3 separate regions of the Homo sapiens genome follow, and regions 2 and 3 are each linked to region 1. The links are chromatin loops, found by intact Hi-C in ENCODE. Cell type or tissue: GM12878. All regions are shown on one strand. Links, peaks and the distances in the headings refer to the core of each region. The heading gives the core; the rest is flanking DNA.

Region 1 (7,533 bases), core at 1,084-6,083:
AAAGGAAGAATTTTATGGCATGTGAATTTGCCACAACTTAAAAACCACCAAAACAAGTTGTAGTTGCCATACTTCATGTGACTACTGCAAATCTTTGAATCCAAAATATGTATGATTTGTATTACCATATTTGCACTATATACATTTAATATTATAGCTAATTATTATATAATAAAAATCCACACAGGCAACTTTAGATAACTTTTAGAAATAATTATTCTTTGTATACTTATGTAGTTATAGCATATAGTATTAGAACTGGATGAGTCTAACCATATGCAAACAACTTTAATCCACTTCTGTAGAAAGAAAAGGGCCTTAGGAGACTAGGATAAATGAAGAGCATTAGCCTTTTGGAGAAGACTGATAAATTTAAACAAATGCTAATAACTTTTAAAAATTAGTGAAAATATATTTATGAATACCTGGAAAACTTGTTGATCCCACTATTTTCACTGAATCTTTGGTCAAGCGAAAAGCTCTTGGTAATCGAACCAAGTGTCCAACTATCAAAAAAAAAGATCAACAATTTGTCTCATTAGATATTCTAAAATATTCAAATATACTATTACAGTATCTTTGGTATTGGTTGAAGGGGAGAGCCATAATTCAATCTCCTCTGACAGTTGATATCACTGTTCCAACTCTATTCCCCCTCAGATGATCTGATAAATTTAATCTACGTACTGCTTCTCCATATTATATCTCACCTCTGATTTTTTCTAAAGCCATTTAGAATAATCTCTTCATTATTAGAAGTTCAAATCTCCCACCATTCAAGACCCAAATCACAAGTCCCTTCTCCTTCAAACCTCGTTTGTCCTTAGCACTTCTTATCTGCCACAGTACATCACCAGCACCTTTTTAATAACACTCATTCTACATTGTACTATAGTTCTTTGTTTTTAATTTCCTTAAGTTTTGGAGGAACAGGTGGTATTCGGTTACATAAATTCTTTAGTAAGGATTTTTGAGATTTTGGTATACCCATCACATAATAAACACTAAACCCAATTTGTAGTCTTTTATCCCTCACCCCCATCCCACCGTTTCTCCCACCCCCGAGTCCCCAAAGACCATTGTATCATTCTCATGCCTTTGCATCCTCATAGCTTAGCTCCCACTTATAAATGAGAACATATAATGTTTGGTTTTGCATTCCTGAGTTACTTCACTTAGAATAATAGTCTCCAATCCCATCCAGGTTGCTGCAAGTGCCATTAATCCATTCCTTTTTATAGTTGAGTAGTATTCCATATATATATTTATGTTTGTGTGTGTGTGTGTGTATATGAGTGTATATATATGTGTATATATGTGTATATATATGTGTGTATATATGTGTGCATATATATGCATATATATGTGTATATATTTGTGTATATATATGCGTATATATGCGTATATATGTGTATATATGTGTATATATATACACACACACATGCACACACACACACACATATATATATACACATATACCATACACCACAGTTTCTTTATCCACTCATTGACTGATGGGCATTTGGGCTGGTTCCATGTTTTTGCAACTGTGAATTGTGCTGCTATCAACGTGTGTGTGCAAGTACCTTTTTCATATAATGACTTATTTTCCTCCGGGTAGACACCAGTAGTTGGACTGCTGGATCCAGTGGTAGTTCTACTTTCAGTTCTTTAGGGAATCTCCACAATTTTCCATAGTGGTTGTACTAGTTTACATTCCCACCAGCAGTGTAGAAGTGTTCCCTTTTCACTGCATCCACACCAACATCTATTTTTTTTTTTATTTTTTGATTATGGCCATTCTTGCGAGAGTAAGGTGATATCACATTGTGGTTTTGATTTGCATTTCTCTGATAACTAGTGATGTTGAGCATTTTTTCATATGTTTGTTGGCCATTTGTATATCTTCTTTTGAGAACTGCCTATTCATGTCCTTAGCCCACTTTTTGATGGGACTGTTGGGGTTTTTTTTCATGCTAATTTGTTTGAGTTCCTTGTAGATTCTAGATATAGATTCCAGATATTAGTCCTTTGCCAGATGTATATATTGTGAAGGTTTTCTCCCATTCTGTGGGTTGTCTGTTTACTCTGCTGACTGTTCCGTTTGCTGTGCAAAAGCTCTTTAGTTTAATTAAGTCCGACATATTTGTCCTTGTTTTTGTTGCATTTGCTTTTGGGTTCTTGGACATGAAATCTTTGCCTAAATGGTGCTGGGATAATTGGAAAGCCACATGCAGAAGAATGAAACTGGATCCTCATCTCTCACCTTACATAAAAATCAACTCAAGATGAATTAAGGACTTAAATCTAGGACCTGAAACTATAAAAATTCTAGAAGATAATATCAGAAAAACCCTTGTAGACATCGGCTTATACTATAGTTCTTGATACACACATACCATTTTCCTTATTAGATTATAAGCTCCATTGATAGTGGGATCAATGTTTATGTTAACTTATCAAGAATCAGTATCAAACACTATACCTTGCACATTGTAAATATTAAATAATAATTGTGAAACATATTCTGATAGTCTTCATTGTTAAATGAGCAAATGTGATGGGCATAATAGTGTGAGGGGCAGTATAAAAATGCAATAAAGCATTATACCCAAATAGCCTTTAGCAGACAGGAATAGCAAAGTGCAAAGAAAAGGATGTGGTATCAAAGCCAGAGGACTTGAGTTTAAATCCTAATTCTGCCACTTACTGGTTTTAGGAAAATCACTTTAAACTCTAGGAGCTTCAGTTTTCTTATATGTAAAATGGGACTAATAATAATTCCATCCTTACAGTTACTGTAGAAAATGAGAATACTGTATAAATTGTAAAATGCTATATAAGAGGCCTTCACTATTCATCACTTACAAGATACTAACTGCTTATTCTATTTCTTATATCTCATAGGTCTAATCTTATTATTTCATCAAAAGATCACCAGGTAAAAATTTAAAATAAAAACCCTTTCACACCTAATACACGACCACGACCCATATCCAAGAAGCATCTTTCTCCTACATGGCAATTGATGGCTATCGGCTATTCATATACTTATAGAAGAATAATCTTTGGATTCCTGATGCCTGGACTTTGATTTTTAAATCTCTATTCACTCCATTTGTTTCCTTTCTCCTCCCCTATCCCCTACCTACCTCCACAAACCTTTTACATTTATATTCTTGGAGGACTTCTTTTTTTCATTATTCCTTATTTGAACAACTTTTTTCATTTGAAGCAAATCTCTGTGATTTTATCAATTTTGGGTCTAGAATTTTGAGTCTAGAATGCAGCCAAAACCTTTCTAGTTAAATAACAGTTCAATTAAACTTTCACATCCTTCGTCAGTGTTTGTTCATCAGTATCTTACATGTATTTTTAAAACAGTATAGAAAAGTACTTCAATTCTTTAGAGGTCAAAACTTTAAAATCGCATTATTTCCTGTATTTCACAGCTAAAACCAATAGATGGCGCTCCACCATCACGGATAATTTGAAAGCAGCAGGTTGCCTATTTGAAAGACACTGATCTCATCATTACAGAGTTCACACACTGAAATGCAAACCTGGCAGATGACCCATGGACTGAATTGGGGAGTTTATCAACAAAGCAATTTAATTGTAAAACTTCAACTGTGGGTGACGTAGTGATCCATCTATACCTTAATTTCCTGTCATTCACTCCTCTATGCAAATGCAGAGTGACTTTGTACGACTTCCATAAAAAATAAGCCTTTCTTGTCACGTATTAGTGAGCAAGGTGTCTCTATATAAAACGGATGCACGTGACACAAGAAAAGGCAATTCGAAGAGTGGGGGAAGCTGCGGTTGTCCCTGCGGAGCCGGCAGGGCGGCGCGGACCCTCACCTGATGAGGGCACCCGCACCAGGAAGGCGGAGATAAAGAGGAGGATGGCGGCCCGAGAGAGCAGGGAGCCGGCGGCCCGGGTCCGCCGCCTGCCCCGCCGCGCTGGGCCAAGGGCGAAGGCCTCCATCCACACGCCGCCGTCGCCTGCCCACCGTCCGCGCGGAAGGTCGTTAGGCAACGCGCGCCCACCTGCAGCCGGAAGTTGGCGGGCGGAGGACCGGAACAACGGACCTGATGGACGTGCTCCCACTTCCGCCGGGGTGGTAGACTAGGGGTCAGCCTGTGTCTCCACATAGCTGGTGGGGCCTACACGCGCCAACTGTGCTGTGCAGCCCCCGGGCCTTCAGGACAACACAGCCACGCAGGGCATCCTCAAGAACATCAGTGATTTGTCCAAGATCCTAGAGCTGAGAGAGAATCGTTGGGCCCCAAATCCCGTGCTTTTACCTTTGCATAGCGTTTATGATCGAAAAGCCCTTTTTATGAGCCAGGTGGTAGATGTGGGGCCCAGTTTCGAACAACAGATAGTGAGAATGCATGAGTTAAGACGTGTAAAGCCCTCAGTGGACTGCTTTGATCTAGTAATGTCAGCAGATAGTATTTTATGGATGTGTGGAACTTAATTGGGAGATAAATGCAATACACACTTAGTGGGAATTAAAGGTAAGTAAGGCCTTTAGCCTCAGAAAGAAGCTTGATGGAAGGACAGAGGAAATAACCATAGATGAAATTTACTTTCTAAAATAGACCGGAAGATCATCTTATAGTGTCACCTAAATTCAGCAAAACATACAAAACCATCTATCCTGTGTGGGAGACCAGAATATACCTTCTCAAATATGAAGGATTGCTGCCCTGAAGACAAGAACCAGCAGATGCAGGAGAGCTGTCCACCTGCCCTCTTTTTACCCAGAAGCAAGACATAGATTAGAAAGAGAAAAGGTATCCTGCCCCACTCCTTTACCAGGGAGAACAAAGGTTAACCACTGAAGACAGCGTCAGACCCTCATTAGCCTTGAAATGATATCAGAGGAATTAATATTAGCTTTTTTTAAACCATCTTTTGTCTGCTATTTGTTTGCTTAGCCCAAGTTACTGCCTGTAGAGACTCAGAGTCCTTTTCCTTTGTCACATCTCTAAAAATTTCCTAGTCTTTGTTGAAGATGCTATACAAGCTGGAATTCAAAGACGCTTCTTTGAGAACTACTCATTCTCTGGGTGTTCCTCATATATAAATGAAATATATTAATAAACATCTGTTTTTCTCTTGTTAATCTGTCTCTTGTAAAGGATCCATTCTAAGTACAAAGTTATGGGGGTTATTATTTTCCCATACACAGCCTAAGAGGCCATTTATAGCTAGAACTTGTTTTAGAGAAATTGAAAGAGACTCATGCCTCTACTTTTCTGCTGCTGGAAGGATTTACTTAATGGGAGCAGAGCTGTGATAGAAATAAATCTTAAGCAGTTGGTTTAAATACATTGAAGAATGAAGTTTGAGCAACTAAATGTAGAATGCCTAATTACAAGTGAGTTATCACTTTTGATATGAAGAAATGAGTGATCATGGGTGGACTAAAAACTGTCACTTGATATGCTATGATCTGGATGAAGGATTTAAAACTGACAGCCTAACCACCTAATTTAATCTCACTTGTTTAATAGTATATCTCAAAATTGTAAAGACTTTCAATGGGGCATAGGCATTCTGATTGTACCAAACATATCACCCTTGACAGTTGGCCTGATTAACGATTATGTGCCTGACTCTTCAAAGCTAGAATCTTGCCTGTTTTAACATTTTTGCTGCAGTAAGGATGATGTGAACTTTTACCCCAAATTCTAATATTTGCATTTCCTCTTATAGTAGTTCATGCAAGATGAAATTATCCAGGTGAAAGAGCTTTTAAGTGAACCAATACATTAGTGATTTAAATGATATTTTGTGTGTAGACAGTTAACTGATACCCATTGTGGTTTCCTAAAATGAACTTAAAACTCTTACTGTTCTTACTCTGGACACCATGGCAAATTTAAGGGAAGTAAAGATAATTTAGGGCATGTAAAGATGTACCTGTACTTTCATTATAATTTTCTGTTTTTCTTAAAAATTAGATATACTAGGGCTGGGCACAGTGGCTCACACCTGTAATCCCAGCACTTTGGGAGGCCGAGGCGGGCAGATCACAAGGTCAGGAGATCGAGACCATCCTGGCTAACACAGTGAAACCCCATCTCTACTAAAAATACAAAAAATTAGCCGGGCATGGTGGCGGGCGCCTGCAGTCCCAGCTGCTTGGGAGGCTGAGGCAGGAGAATGGCGTGAACCTGGGAGGCGGAGCTTGCAGTGAGCCAAGATCACACCACTGCACTCCAGCCTAGGCGACAGAGTGAGACTCCACCAAAAAAAAAAAATTAGATGTACCAATTTAACTTTAGTAATGTTTATATTTTGTAGTGCATTTAGATTTACATTTAATTAGATAGCAAGTGTTATATATATAAATACTTAATTGTAGTCACATATATACTTTTGAGAAATGTATTGTCACTGAATTAACTGCTTTATTTACACTCCTTAAATATATTTTATACCCATAAAATACCAACTTATGGAAAAATTTTAAAATAAGTAAATGAACACAGCTTTCCTGAGCACTGGGGAGAAAAGTATCATGGAAATATTAGTACCAAGGCTATTTTTGTTTTTCTTAAGAATTGTGATGTACATAATAAATGGTTCAATGTGTTAAGAATTCTAGCCGTTGCCAGGCAACAAGGGCTCTGCTTTATTCTCCTTATGTCATGTTCCTTCATTGCCCTATTCTTCCTTTGGTGGAGGAAAATATTTGCCTTAAAAAGAAAAACAAAATTATCTGCCAACATTTAGAAAGCTGTGTCAATTTTATACTAGTTTAACACAGATCTTTAGTTATTGGCAATAGAGTTTATATAGTTAAATATAAAGGAATTATCAGAAATACTTTATAGTTATCAAAAATTCTAAAGAAAAAGGCCATGGATGTAGAAATTCAGGACACACCTGGAAAGATAAGTATCTCTAAAAGGTCCATCCTTTCAGGAACTGTTGAGAATATAGATTACCCACACTATTGTGATCTCTTAAGAAAAATGAACATGCCTTTTGTGAAAGGTCTTGAGAACAGACATAACTATGGCAGGTTTGAAAAGAAATGCAACCCTGCTTTTCTTAAATTTCACCCTTATCCCCCTTCAGTTTTGCCAGACTATCATTTACATGATCCTTATCCCCCACCATATGGGCCACATTATCCATTATTTCCACTTCGGGATGATGTGACCTTAGGTGATTCCTGTTCAGGGTTTATGAGTCCTGGTGGTGATGCTGATTTAAATCCTGGCATTGGCAGAACCATACCAACCCTAGTGGATTTTAGTGATGTGAAACCTCAACATCGAGTTCCCAGACCAGACACAGGATTTCAAACAACAATAAAAAGGCAAAAAATTCTATCAGAAGAACTGCAACAGAACAGGAGATGGAATTCCAGGGAAGTACCAGACATTTCTATCAGAGCAAGACTTGGAGGTAAATGAAGTGACATGAACTTTCTATTTTTTAAATGCTCAAGGGAAGAGAGTATGGACATAAGATTCAATATTTAGGCAGTTAAATTAACAAAATTA
Region 2 (7,533 bases), core at 1,244-6,243, 380 kb after region 1:
TGGAGTCTTAAATAGAAGGAACTGAATGTGGGACACTGCATCCTAGTCACCCAAACCTCACAGGACTGCACTTCGTGGCCCTGTCTTCAGAGTGGAGAAGCAGGGAGGATGAGTGGGAAGGAGAGAGTTCTATCCACTGCATGGAACCACCTCAGACGAGCACCTGCTGGATGTTGGCACCTGGCCATAGAGCTGTGCAAATCCCCTGGCCTCTAGCTATGGGCCTGAGTGCCCTGCTCCTGTTGTGCCCAGGTAGACAGTGATGGGCCAGAGGAAATTTGGAAACCGTGGGTGAACACCAAGGCTGGGTGAATCTGGATGAGGACTCAAGGATGAGGATAGAGAAAAAAAGAAATTATCATACCAAGGGAATGGAATTTTACCAAAAAGACTCAGTATGAGAGCAAACATCTGCAAAGTATAGAGCACAGAAAATGGAAGCAAATTATTTAGGAAAAATGTGCTTGCCATTTTCAAACAGACTGGATAGGGCAGTACTTCCATGAAGTAGAGGCAAGAAGCCTAGCAGAGGTGGGACAATTACAATGAACAAAGTAGGCTGAGTGCACACAGATGGAGACCAAGCAAGTTCTGGCCATAATGAGGATGGAGGGAGAGGGACCGTGATGCCATAGCAACATCACTTCTGCTTTAGTAAAGAGCCACATGACACACTGAAGCATTCAGCATGAGAGGACCTGAAATTCAGATTAGAGAGGATTAGACCAGGAGAGAGTGAGGCCAAGATGGCAGATATGGAGGCAGAAAAGTGAGCCACAGTGTTTGACTAACGCGCTTCCTCCAGAAACTGGATTTGCAGACTGGAGGCACAAGCAAAGTTTTACAAAAGGAAACATTTGTCAGCTGAAAAATGCCTTGGACTTCCTTCATGAGAGGACTCACTATATGGCATGAGAGAAGAATGGACAGAAACCAGTACACAGATGGGTTTGGTGGCATCTACAAATTATGCAAATAAAATAAAAGCCATAACCTTGACGACATTATGCTAAGTGAAGAAAACAGTCATAAAAGGCAATATGTTGTATGTTTTCATTTATACAAATGTCCAGAATAGACAAACCTACAGAGACAGAAAACAGATTAGTAGCCCTGAGGATGGGGAAAGTGGCATGACTGGGTGTGGGGTTTCTTTTAGGGGGATGAAAATGTTCTAGAATTAGATTGTGGTGATGGCTGCACAATTCTGTAGATATACTAAAAATACTCAAACGTAGCCTTTTTTTTTGAGACAGAGTCTTGCTCTGTCGCCCAGGCTGGAGCGCAGTAGCACAATCTCAGCTCACTGCAACCTCCGCCTCCCAGGTTCAATGTGGTTCTCCTGCCTCAGCCTCCCGAGTAGCTGGGATTACAAGCATGTGCCACCACTCCTGACTAATTTTTGTATTTGTAGTAGAGACGAGGTTTCACCATGTTGGTCAGGCTGTTCTCGAACTCCTGACCTCAAGTGATCTGGCCTCCTCGGCCTCCCAAAATGCTGGGATTACAGGCGTGAGCCACCACGCCCAGCCCAAATGTTAACTTTAAATGAACAAAGTGAATTATATCTCAATAGAACTGTTAAAAAAATAGAATATAAAAGTCCTAGAAGAAAACTGTCAACAAAAACAAGAATGAAAACAACTGCTTGACAGCAGATGAGTCTAATAAGCACGATGCCAACACTAAGGTTGGTTGACTGGACACATCCTGGACATGGATGGACTGAGGCTCCTCCCACAAACATCCAGAGCGTGTCTTGCCCTCTCGGTCCTCTGTGCACCTCCCAGGTCTCATCACTTTGTGCTCTTCCAAGGGCTCAAGTCTCCTCTCCTGCTCTGCTACCTGCAGGCTTTCCCACGGCTGCAGCTCCTCCTCGCCTCAGAGCTCCAAGAGTCAGGTGAGGCAAAAGGACATAGTAGGTGGAGTGGCAGTGCCACACTCTGACTGGCAGCCCCTTGACAATGACACTGACCCCAGCCTGCTCCTTCTCCTGAGTGCTGTCTTTAATTTGAACAAGGAAGCCTCCTGGAAAGGCTTGAAATGATTGTGAATTAAAAGCTACCTCAGCCGGGCGCAGTGGCTCACGCCTGTAATCCCAGCACTTTGAGAGGCTGAGGCGGGTGGATCACGAGGTCAGAAGTTCGAGACCAGCCTGACCAACATGGTGAAACCCCATCTCTAAAAATACAAAAATTAGCTGGGCGTGGTGGCGCACACCTGTAATCCCAGCTACTCAAAAGGCTGAAGCAGGAGAATCACTTGAACCCGGGAGGCAGAGGTTGCAGTGAGCCGAGATTACACCACTGCACTCCAGCCTGGGCAACAGAGTGGGAGACTCTGTCTCCAAAAAGAAAAAAAAAAAAAAAAAAAAAAAACCTTATAAACCAAACAGAGCATTTGGTCTCACCTGGCTCTGTGTACACAAGGGAGATTACCAAGGGGCATGTGTGCAGTGCATCTTAGAGCCTTTTTGAGAACTGTATCATGATTCTCAGTAGAGATGGCTTATGCCCCAACCCGTGTGGGCCAGCCTGCCCTCACCTGGTGAATGCACAGCATCAGGCAGCAAAATAACAGCACGCCACAACACAGTGTCAAACAGACTCCTGTGTGGGCATCTTGTAAAGGTGCGCAGCCAGCAGCTCTAGGGTGGGGCCCAAGACTGGCTTTTCTAAGGAGCTCCCAGACAATGCTGATGATGCTGATGCTGTTGATCCACAGAAGACACTCAGATTAGTGAGGCTATGGACAGGCCGCTGTCCTCCAAGGAGGGCCAGTGGCAGAGGTGTGGGATGGAGCCTTGAGGAAGGAAAAATGGTAAAGATTCTGCGGCCAATAAGCTATGTAAGTTAGAAGTCTCATGGCAGGCTTGAGGAAGCGGGAACAGCCGCTGTGCGTGGAAACAAGGCTGTGTAGCATGGGGCAGGGCAGGCCGGTGGGCCAAAGAATGCAGGCTTTGCTCTGCCATCTCTGGAGAGCCAGTGCCAGTGTTTGAGCATGGAGGTAATGAACAACACTTTCCCCTCTGTCACATTCACAGAAAATGAAGAATGGAATAGATGTAGACAAACCTTTAGCCGAAAGCAGACAAGCCCCAGAATGACTTCCACACAGATTTCAAAGCGGGGATCCTGGCGCACCAGTGACTCAAACTCATGGGACAGCTGGACATGCTTCAAAGAGGAAAGGGAAAATCTGTTTTTCTCATGGCCATTTAATTCAGAACTTAACTACCTAGAAAACCTTATTAGACTGCCCATGTATAATTCATTTAGACGCTCTTGGCAATTTTCCTCAAGTGCTTTTACCGTTCACTGACCAGCTGTTTCCAGGCAGGCTAAGAAACTCATTCCCTACATTAGCACAGGTCTAGTGTCCTCAGAACACCAATTGTCATTTTCTTCTGTTCATGGGACTATTCTTATCCCACCCAAACTGTCTTTTATAATGTTAGAATAAACACCGTGAGGAGGTATTTGATCATTCTGGAAGAGACAATGGCTAATGCCCATCGAGTTGCTCCTCTGTGCTTGAGGTGCCAGCGCTCACCACTGCGGCATCCTCAGGACAGCCCACAACACAGAAGATATCATGATTATCCCCATTTTGGAGATAAGAAAACAGGCTGGGAGAGGGTGAGCGACATGCCCAAGGTGCACCCGGAGGCCTTGGCTGAGCTAGGATTCTAAGGCAGCCTGATGGAGCTGCAGCTCTGTGGCTGCCACAGCTGTTGCTCCTCCTCCGCGTTTGCCACCTAGAGCTGGGCATCCTGTCCGCTCTGTCACATTCAGAAACGGCCTTCCTCTCATTGAATATCACACTGACCTTATTTCACTTCCAAATAGTTATAGAACTCAGAAGCTATTCAGACAGCATGTGATCCTAGGAGAAGGAGCCCTCCGTGGCGTAGGCCCGTGCCTTGCTCATTCTAAGCCCGCGGATACAGCAGGGCCCCCATGTTGCAGGTGCTGGGGAGGACCTGCGGAAACGCGGCGCCTCGCGGGCAGGGGGTGGCTGGGACAAAAACACGTGTCATACGAGTGGTTCCTCGTCATGCCACCAGAGAGCGCCAAAGACCTCGGCCTCATGGGCGATCCCGAAAGCCGGTTCCCGCCCAAGGAGACAGGCTTTGAGCATCGCTGGACTCTGCTCCTAAGGCAGGATTGGGTCCCCTTTAAGAAAGAAGTGGAGTGTGTTTTAAACAGGAGCCAGCATGATCATAACTAGTTGTCCTTGAGCTTAAAGACGTCATCATTGTGGGGAGATAAATCCCTTATTTTTTGGCTTTCTTTCCCCAAAAAAGCTGAATTCGTCTCAAATGGGTAGAGGGGGATTTCCTACCCAGGAATTCATATACATACTCCTTTCCCAGTTCTCGCCCCCAAACAGGTCCTCATAGTGCTCGGCAGCTCCTGGAACTGTCCTCACCGAAGCTTTGGGAGTAGGCAGTTCATGGCACATCCTAGGCATTCTATGAAGCTTGCAGATGGATGTGTTTATATATGCTGTGCCACAGAGGAGGTGGCTGGGGACACCTGCCCCTGCACACCTGGTTGTGAAGTGGCAACAGGACTTAAAATGGAGGGCTGTTACCATCACTAAGGCTGAATATCATAAGTGTGCTTGTTCCCATGAAGCCTGGGGACCTCTGTCCATCAAGATGAGGCCACAGCTTAGGAAGGACACCAGGATCAGAGAGAGCCAGCAGAACAGCAGCAGGCCTTCTGCAGCTGGCTAAACGGGTGGCTCTAGGCAGATCCAGGCTCATATTCAGGACTCAGTTTCCTCATTTTTTTTTTTTTTTTTTTTTTTGGTGAGACGGAGTCTTGCTTTGTCACTCAGGCTTTAGTGCAGTGGCACAATCTCTGCTCATTGCAACCTCTGCCTCCCAGGTTCAAGTGATTCTTCTGCCTCAGCCTCCCGAGTAGCTGGGATTACAGGTGCCTGCCACCATGCCTGGCTAATTTTTTGTATTTTTTTTTTAGTAGAGACAAGGTTTCACTATGTTGGCCAGGCTGGTCTAGAACTCCTGACTTCATGATCTGCCCACCTCGGCCTCCCAAAGTGCCGGGATTACATGCGTGAGCCACCACACCCAGCCAATTGTTATTTTAAAAAAAAAAAAAAAAAAAAAAGCAGGGGAGTGGGGCTTGGAGCTGATAAGTGGTTCTCAAATTTTAGTGCATAGAGAAGGTGTCTGGTTTGCTTGTTAAAACAGAGGTTGCTGGGCCCCACTGCAGGCCGGCACTGCTGGTCTGGAAGCATGTCTGAGAACCACTGGACTAGGGAATATCTATCTTATTCTGGCAATTTTGGGGGAGAAAAACACAGTCCTTATGTTCTCATAATTGCCATTGCTCAATGAACTTCATTCTTGGCTAGATGTGGCTAAAGCACAACCTATGTGATGTTTCTACTGTGACCATCTTCCTGGACCTGATAACCTGCAATCTTAACGAAAGTGACTTAACAGATCTTATAAATAACCTCATCTCAACAACCCAAACTACAGTCTGGTTCTCTTGCCATGTATTTGCTTATTAAGACATTTGAAGGCCAGGTGCAGTGGCTCACACCTGTAATCCCAGCACTTTGAGAGGCTGAGGTGGGTGGATCACCTGAAGCCAGGAGTTCAAGATCAGCCTGACCAACATGGTGAAACCCAATCTCTACTTAAAATACAAAAATTAGCTGGGCATGATGGCGCATGCCTGTAATCCTAGCTACTCAGGAGGCTAAGGCAGGAGATTCGCTTGAACCCAGGAGGCAGAGGTTGCAGTGAGCTGAGATTGTGCCATTGCACTCCAGCCTGGGGGACAAGAGTGAAACTCTGTCTCAAAAAAAAAAAAAGAAAAAAAATTTGAATTTATTTCTAAAGTCCCGAAAGACCTCCGCAATTTTACCGTGATAAATAATAAAAACAAAGTCACCTTGCGGATATAAGCCTGCAGTCCTTTGACTCCATACATCCTAAATACAAACCACATTTTCAAAGAGCGAAATCTTCTGCCCAGTGGTATCTGCCAATGCTGAAATGAAACATGAAACAGACCATCAGTGAGGAAGATATTAAAAGCTGGCTTCCTTTTCGGCTCACCGGCTCGCCTATTTCTCTTGGAGGCAGCCGATTCCCTGGTGGCCAACCTGCTCCCATTGCCATGGCCTGTCTTGGATGGCAGGGCCCTCGGTGATGTGGGCAGAGGCTTTCTTTGCAAATCTCCAAGAGAAAGGAACACAGATGGGGACTGTTGACCTGGGAGCCAGTGATGTTCATTGTTTTCACTCAACAGGTGTTTGCGGCATGCACAGCAGGGCCAGACCTTGGGCTGTCCCCTAGGGTTCCGTGGTGAGCAAACAGGGAAGACACGGCCCTGCCCCCAGTGAGCTCACCATCCAGTGGGGATAAGGGGGTAATTTTCATTGATGTCCTTGCCTACGAGGAAGGAGGGAGCCAGAACCTGCTCTTGTCTGCCACTTCTGCCCCAGATGTTCTGGCACTGTTTTCTAGAGCAATACTGGTTCCCTCTTGGTCCTACTGATCACCATGGAGTGACCCCAAGACCCCTCATCAGAAGACACAATGTGTGTCTCCATGCTGGTGCTCCAGAAGCTTTCCCTGTCCTTCCTCTGGTTTTCCCAGACCCAGTCAGTTGACCGGCCCCCACACACTGAGGGATGGAGATGTGGTGAAGTGAGTAAGGAAGGACTGGGACGAGGAGACTGCTGGGAAGTGAGCATAGCAGCACTGTGTGGTCATCTTAACAGTCATATTCTATTTCAGCTATAAAGGAGACACTGAGGAGAGCTGAGCCAGCTCCCTACTGGGCCTGGGTGACACAGTGCAGCCAGGCGCGACACTCTAGCGCAGCTGGGCCATCTGCCGGGTGGGACTGCTTAGCCGGAGTCCTGAGTCCCGCACTGCTCCCCAGTAGGAGGGCTTGCAGGTGTTTTTTAAAGTGTGGGTGAAGGCCGGATGCGGTGGCTCACGCCTGTAACCCCAGCACTTTGGGAGGCCAAGGCAGGTGGATCACCTGAGGTCGGGAGTTTGAGACCAGCCTGACCAACATGATGAAACCCTCTCTCTACTAAAAATACAAAAATTAGCCTGGTATGGTGGCACATGCCTGTAATCCCATCTACTTGGGAAGCTGAGGCAGGACCCAGGAGGCGGAGGTTGCAGTGAGCCAAGATGGCGCTATTGCACTCAAGCCTGGGCAATAGAGTAAGACTCCATCTCAAAATAAATAAATAAATAAAATAAAGTGTGGGTGGAATGAACAGGTGGCAACTGCTTCTGAACACAAGAGAAGTAGCTCAAGGGCCCAGAGCCATGGTTCTGCAGGAGCTTCTCAAGTCAAAAGGGAAACAGGGACCCAACCTCTGACTCAGGCATTCAGTGTGGTTCCCCCCAGTTGCACACCAGGCCCTGCCCGGTGTGTTGACACATTATCTCCTTTGAGCTTCCTAGCAGCACTGTAAACAAGGGTTCGGATCCCCACTTTCTTGGAGCAAAAGCAGGTATGGAGAGTG
Region 3 (7,533 bases), core at 1,244-6,243, 970 kb after region 1:
GTATGCATCCCACACTTCCTTTCATGCAGTAAAACTGGTGTTGCCTTATCTCTAACTTTTTTTAAAAAGAAGAAATCAAGATTTTAATGCACGATCTTCTGCATTTTAAATTATGGCTATTTTCATAATAATTAGGATCTGTTGACTCCAACCCAGCAGCCCCCGAAACATTTCTAAATGTTCTACATGTATTTGTATGTGTAATTCTCAAAAGCACTTTTTCTTTCAATATGAAGAAACTCAGGCACAGAGAAGTTAAGCAAGTTGCCTGAAATCACCCAGTAACAGACCCAAACCCTGAGTCCATGCAGCCTGGCTCTAGCCCCATGCTATGTACTTCTCTGGACAGTGCAAGACCCTCAGCACCCTTTCTGCCCCATCCCCTTTGTGGAGCAACCTGGTTGTCTGGGAGATGAACCCTGATTATCCAATCAAACACAGTAATCCTGTTCTCCCTGACAATTGATCAGTGCATTCTGGCCTAAGCCAATGGGTGTGTGGCACTCCCTTGGCTACTGTGATTGGTTCAGGAACTCGCATGTGGCTGATGTGGGGTAAGTGAGCTGACACAACCCCTATAGGTGCAGTATAGGATCCCATATATATCCCTGTGCATTAACTCAGCTTGAGTGGCTTTTTTTTTTTTTTCAGGCAAAGATATGCTGGATTCACCAGCAATCCCACTTCTAGGTATATATCCCCAAGAAATGAAAGCAGAGTCTCAGATATTTGCATACCTGTGCAGCATCATTCACAATAACCATGAAGCGGGAACAACTTAAATGTCCACTGACAATGGATGGATAAAGAAAATGTGGTCTATACATATACTTGAAAGATATTTAGCTTTAAAAGGGAAGGGAATTCTGTTATATGCTACAATATGGATAAACTTCGAGGAAATTGTGCTAAGTGAAATAAGCCAGGCGCAAAAAGACAAGCAGGCAAAGGGGAGTTGCTGTTCAGTGAGTAGAGTATCAGATTTGCAGGACGATGAGGTCCTGGAGATCGGTTTCACAGCATTGTGAATATACTTAAATCTACTGAAGTATGCATTTGAAAATGGAAGGAATGGGACATTTTATATTTTTTTTTAAATCACAATTTAAAAAAGCATACTGATGCTGCAGCTTATTCAAACAATTTTAAAAGTCTTGCCTGGGTTGAGCAAAACAAGCCTAAGTGAAACACAGAGGCTGCCAGGCCTGAGCACAGTCTCCAGGGCCCTGCTGCCTGGAAAGGATGCAGTGCGGTCTGTGGTGACGGGTTCATATTCAGGCTCATTTTCCTCTCTATTAGCTGGGAGAAACCAGGGACAATATGGCAAGCTTTCAGACAGACAGAATTCATTACATTAGAACTGTGTGAATAACACTGATTTCAGGAGGAACATTTAGAAGTCGGTCCATAGAAAACACCTTCACAGTATTCTAACAAGCACACAGAGGATAGAAAAAAACAAGTGTTAGCTGATTAGGGATTGTCTCCCAAATGCCAATATTTCAGAGGTAGGTAAGACACAAGATGGGTTGTGTGTGTGTGCGTGTGTGTGTCTAAGTGTGCACATGCATTCACAAATGCTTGAAAGACCCAAGAGAAGGCTGAGCAGTGACTGGGGAAATGGGGAGGAGGAAGAGAAACAGGAACACTTGATTTCAGGATTGTGTAGAGAACTGCGGCCCTCACTCATCCACAGGGTTCTTGGCTTTGCTGTGCCCGGGGCTGTGGTATTCAGAAGCAAGCTCAGAAGTCTTATCACAGCTTCAGCTGCTCCATAAACTGTAGGGGCAAGGAGGAAATTCAAAGTCAGGGCAGAGGCCGAATGCACGCAGGAATGGTGGTTCACATACAGTGTTGGGCTAGGGTGGGCTACAGCCAGCTTTGGGCAAAATCAGCACAGCTTGCCAGAAAGGTGGCAGGGCCCAGGCCTCCAACAGGGCCAAGCCCTGGAGTCAGAGTCCGGGTCTCCCCTGTGCATCCACCTGGGTACAACAGAAGCTCTCCAGCCTCTGTCGTCATCAGCACACAGGCTAATGCACACCAGGTGCTATGGGCTGAACTGTGTTCCCTAAAAATTTATATGTTGAAGTCGGAACCTCCAGTACTTCAGAATGTAACATTATTAGGATAAGGTCTTTTAAACGATGTTTAAGTTAAAATGAAGCCATTCGGGTGGAGGCCTCATCCAACAGGACTGGTGTCCTTATAAGAGAATGTTAGGACACAGACACACAACAAGGGAAGACCCAGGGATAAGGCAGCCATCTGCAAGCCAAGGAAAGAGGCCTCAGGAGAAACCAACCCTGCCGACACTTTGATCTCGGACTTCCAGCCTCCAGGACAGTGAGAGAATAAATTTCCACCCATTCTGTGGTATGATATCATGGCAGCCCTAGCAGACTAACATATCAGTGCACTGTGTTGCTGCGCACTGTGATGAAAATATTAAAGTAATTGAAGTCCACGACAGTGTCTGTGGCTTGACAGGCCCACACATGGTGACTGTCTCAGTCTCTGTGGTGTCCTCTGATCTTCCTTCCTCTGGAGTCAAGCCCCTCCTTCCTGGTATTTTTGTGCAGCCCCATACTTGTTGTTGGCTGTGGGCTTAGGTGGGCTTGCACATGAGAGATCCTCCCATAAAGCTCAAACAGCACGCACCACCTCCTCCACTTTCTCCTTCCTCTGTGGACACAGGGAATGGCTTCCTGGGGAGATATGAGCAGGGTTAGAGCCTTGTAGCCCTCCCTACAGACTAACAGGACACAGAGTAGGGAGGAGGGATATGGAAGTTAAGCAGGTGCTTGGGACCAGACTGGCAAGGTTCAAGTCCTGGCTTAAATATTAACTTGCTTTTGGTTGCAGACAAGTTTCTTATCATCTACGTGCTGTTTTCTTATTTGTAAAATGAGGATGATAACAACAGCAGTGACCTCATAGGGCTGTGGTATAGATTTAAGGGTTACTCCAGGAAAAGTGCATGGGAAGGGGGTGCCACTTTAGCCATCATCACTTCCTGCCCCGACCCCGCTGGCAGCGAATCTATGAAGACTAAGACCCCCACCCCTCCATGGGCTGTACCTTCCTGTAGTCCCACTGTGCAGTCTGCACTCAAGCAGAGGCCACCTCCTTCATGGCAAGGTGCCTCCTGGCTAATAAATAGCCAGATGGAGGCAGACATAAGTGCAAGGGCAGAGACGAAAGATGAGGTTTGAGTTTACTAACATGGTTGATTTGGATTTCTGCCCTATCTAACTATGGAAGACTATTCATTTAAACAACTAACTGGCCATATTCTCTTTAATCTTTAAATCTCTTCCAAGTCATAAATTAGGCACCAAACAAGAGGCCTGACAATAACTTCTGGGAGGCCAAAGTGGACAAGTTCAGAATCCTTGCAAAGCCTGCCAGTGACCGAAGCACCAGGCTCAGAGATATATTGTGTGTGGGGTGGCGTGGGGGTGGGGAAGCATACTGGCAGCAACAAGCTAATATAGCCACATACTGTCCTTGGCCTCATATCTTCACACACGTGCAGGCACACACACACAGTGTATACACATGGATGTATGAGTGCACGCACGTGTTATGTATATTTGCACACAAGTTACAAATGTATATAGATGTGCATGTATGCATGAATATATACAAACATGAATATGTACACCATGTGTAGGCATATATGTATGCATGTGTATATATACACAAATATTTTGTACACACTTGTGTATGTATGCATAGATGTTTAAGATACACAATGTGCACATGTATTGTGTGGGTATGCATACATGCACTGTATATACATCTATGCACATGTACATGAGTCTAGATATGCATGCACCATGGGTGCACATGCATGTATGCACATGTATGTGTGCATGTATACACATACACACACATCCCTTTTTAGAACCACTAGTCACACTGTAACAGAGGATGGGGAGTCAGCCATCTGAGCACAGACCCTTCTTAGCTGCATGATCTTAGGCAAGTTACTAGACTCTTCTTGACTCACTTTCCCCTCTTTGTAAATGAGAGAACTCAATCCTATAATTACAGTCACTAAATTGTTGTGTGACTAGCTGCAACATAATATTGGCATAAATGCAGCAAAGCCCCAATGTTAACTTCTTGTATGTTTCTTTCCATTCTCTTCAACTCTGTCTATCAATGGGATAATCAGGGTTCCCCCTGGTGGCTGAAATGTGCGGGTAAAGTCATCCAAGAATCTCTTGTCTCTTAAATAAGCAGCCCCTTCGACTGCTTGCTAACCTGGCAGAGACGGAGTGAGGGTCAGTGGGCAGCTGGCCACTGCAGTGGAGCCCAAGACAGATGCTGCCCTGGTGCCTGCCGCTGCCTAGCCCCAGCCTGGCAGCTGGGCTCCTGACTAGAGCCAGCAATCCTGGTCAGCGGTTCTCAAGCCAGGCTTGAGCGGCAGAGGCGGTGGGCTGACCTCCTCTCAGCTACTTTTGGTAAACATGGTTTAAAGAACACACTCATGCTTCTTTAGCAGAAGAAAATTAAGTGGAGAAATTACCTTTGTTTCCTCTTGAAAACTTGGATAGGGGAGAAATAGTTCCAAAGGTTGTATGTGCACTCACATCCCCACATTTTCACTTCACAAAGGATGCATTCAGATGACTATTAAAATGCTGCGACCAGCTTTCTTTCTCCTCAGATCAAATACTCGCTTTATCATTAGGGTCATCAATTTTAACACTTAATGTTCTCCTTTTAAACAATTTCCCAATTAGCTAGAATGAAGTTTTACTTCTCAATTAATTTAGGATTTGTTATTAAAACCTATATTTTGCTAACTTTCCCATTCGATGTACAGTACTGTCATAAAGTAATATATATAGTTGTGTGCATGTCTTATGTACATATACACATATACATACACATACGCAGATTAAAAATGATGACTAAGGGATGCAAGGAAACTTGAGGGTGATGGATGTTTATTACTCGATGGTGAGTGATGGTTTCATGGTGTATACAAGAGTCGAAACTGATTATATTATATACTTTCTTTGTACATATGCAGTTTTTTGTGTGTCAATTACACTCCTATAAAGCTGTGAAATATAAAAAATAGCATAAAACCCAGAAATCCCCATCAATGTTCTTCCTACACTTCACTTTGCAATATTAAATGGAGACTTGTAGTTTTCCTACTAGAAGCTAAACGTCTCAATTTATAACCATTTACTATTATTTTATATTTATTGAACTTAAGTAACTCACTCTTCACATCTAAGGTTTCTGCTATGGAGCCTGAAGACTCCAAATGTAGGCCACTTGTGCAGTGAGTGACAGTTCCAGCTCATCAAAACGTTGCCCTCGGCCTGATCGCACCCAATCCTCACTAATATGACAATGACAATGTAAAGGGGCAGAATGGAGCCAGCAGACATGAAAGGTAATTTGCCTTCTGGGGCATTCCCTGCACAGCTCTGCCAATACACCACTGTGGGTGCAGATTCGGGGTTTGCCCATATGAGAGACCAGGTAGGAGAGAGAAATGATTGAGAGAGAAGGGCCAAGCGAAGGGCGCAGGGATGAGGCAGAAACAGGCCAGAGATACAAATATGCTTACTTCCACCACCAACTACACTTCTCTTGTTGGAACAGCAACTCTGTAAGTTTGTGCTGCATCTGCCTCTCTGGTCCTCTCAGGCTCCTGACTATAGGACATAATCACTTTCCCTTTAAATTTCTTTTTGGAAAAACATGAGCCTGAAAATACTGGATTCTTAGCCTGGGTGTTAGCTGTGGGATTGGTGGGCTCCGCAGTGCATGGCAAGTGCCGGCCTGTGCTCAGGGAGCACCTGCTGCCAAGCTATGCTCAAGGCTTACTTGAAGGATGTGAGCCCTTTGGGAAGGCTCTTTACACATTCCAGGAAGAACCAGAATTTCAAGCCAAATCTGACTTTTAATATTGGCAACTTTACCTGGCAGAGAGGATGTGTGTGTGGGCTAGACATGGCAATCTGCCATCCATTTCCATCCTGTGGTTGATGATTTGTGTGATTCAGGATGTCTTTATATTCCTCCCTACCACTTCTTATTCACACAAAACATACAAGGAAAGGATGCATCCACTCTTTAAATCTTGTCCCTTATGGGCCAAAGAAGAAAGTATGATAGATACTGACTATTCCATTTGCGTTTGGGTTTTATGTTTTGGTTATTTTTTCTCCTCACTTCCTGCCCTGAAGCCCTGTAGCAGATTTATCAACCAGGAAACAGTGTGTCCAGTCTAAATAATCTCAATAGATCTAATCTCTTTTGGGGGGGTTTCTTTTTCCCTTTACTGAAAAATATACTCAGAGCCTTATTTTATGCAGCTTCGTTCACGTAATAAAAGTTTGTTATTTTCTTAATAAGAAGGAAAAAGAAGGGTTATAACATAAAGCCTTTAAGGGTAAAATCAACACAGAAGTAACAGTAAATTTAAATCACAAAACTTCCAGCAAAGGGAGTTATTCGGCAAAAGGGTTACCAATTATGCGTTGCTATTGGTGACAAATAAAGCAAAGAAACCAAAAATATACAGATAACTCCTGAGCCTCATTTTATTTAATACTTGAACCTCTGTCTTCACTGAAGTGTTTGAAGTTTGCTTGTTGTCATTTTACCATGGTGACTAATAAGGTGCAAAAGCTATTTTGGGTTTTTCTCCTGCTCCACATTCCTTGGGTATGAAGGATGAAACAGTTAAAACACACACACACACACACACACACACACACACAAAATTCCGAGAAGCCAGAGGAAGCAAGTGCTCTGTATGTGGATTAATTTCTGGGTCTGGATAATCTGTAATTGGTTATGATGACTCAAGACATCTTGAATACTTGTTTGAAAGGCCCTCACTTTCTCTTGTAATTTTTGGAAGATGCACTCTTATCCCTATGGTAGAAAAGTTTGTTTTGTTATGGGAAATGTTAGTCTGCACGTGGAAACGTTTTGAATTACATTACATGAGCTATGGAAGTTGTGAACAAACTGTATCATTTTATGGATCCAAATTAGCATGAAAACTGTGAAAATTAACAGTTGATAAGCATCACAAACACAGATGCGATGTGTGACTGATTATAATGGGTGCTAAAATAAAATGTCAGTGAGTAAACAGTAACGACTTTTCCAAATTGTTTCATCTACAGAACTAGGAGTATTTATTTACAAGTAAGTGATTTTAGAATCATATGAAAAGGTCAACAGTACTGGTAAAGTGAGATGGCAAACATTATCATATAAACTAGCTTGCATTTTATAAATCACAGCATGCTCAATTGTCCACTGGCAACATGGTCTCCAGGGTGAAACTAAGAATTTAAGCCAACTATAGTTGAAAAATAATGCATAGTTTTTCTTTTACCTTAGCATTTGCTACAGAATTGGTATTCCCAAGGGATTCTTCATGCTCTCAACTTGCCTGCACGTCTCTAGTTAGAAAACGTGAGCTACCATCTTTTGTGGATAGGGTGTATGACATGATGGAAAAAAGAAACAGACATGGCTTATAAG

What was found. Peaks named below come from ENCODE experiments on the same cell type or tissue, not always from the same donor. Only the 100,000 strongest peaks of a DNase experiment are listed, where the experiment ranks them.
Region 2: it touches region 1 in a loop (5-fold over the local background); 11 of 110 quality-filtered maps call a loop at or near these places.
Region 3: a loop joins it to region 1, with 15 times the contacts of the local background. A loop is called at or near these places in 6 of 110 quality-filtered maps.

What each region holds. Positions count from the first base shown.
Region 1 is chr7:50,089,204-50,096,736 of GRCh38, forward strand. ZPBP (zona pellucida binding protein) reads right to left here and starts at 4,043. Exons shown (of 8, transcript NM_007009.3): 1 at 3,865-4,043; 2 at 426-506. The coding sequence starts at 3,991. It overlaps LOC124901630 (a long non-coding RNA gene), which reads left to right and starts at 4,076. Exons shown (of 2, transcript XR_007060321.1): 1 at 4,076-4,527; 2 at 4,612-5,138. SPMIP7 (sperm microtubule inner protein 7) reads left to right here and starts at 6,680. Exons shown (of 9, transcript NM_001161834.3): 1 at 6,680-7,435. The coding sequence starts at 6,883. RefSeq lists silencers at 3,847-3,896, 3,977-4,136. In GM12878, for the core only: a CTCF peak has its summit at 3,463 (motif pointing right); a DNase peak (open chromatin) is centred at 3,518; H3K4me3 peaks cover 593 bases.
Region 2 is chr7:50,464,140-50,471,672 of GRCh38, forward strand. DDC (dopa decarboxylase) reads right to left here. Exons shown (of 15, transcript NM_001082971.2): 12 at 5,934-6,032; 13 at 3,075-3,176. Among named protein-coding and RNA genes, the nearest start is that of FIGNL1, 18 kb to the left of the region's middle. In GM12878, for the core only: a CTCF peak has its summit at 4,065 (motif pointing right); no DNase peak of the experiment used is centred there; H3K27me3 peaks cover 298 bases.
Region 3 is chr7:51,063,671-51,071,203 of GRCh38, forward strand. All of the region lies in intron 7 of COBL (cordon-bleu WH2 repeat protein), which reads right to left. Among named protein-coding and RNA genes, the nearest start is that of COBL, 250 kb to the right of the region's middle. In GM12878, for the core only: a CTCF peak has its summit at 4,182 (motif pointing left); a DNase peak (open chromatin) is centred at 4,158.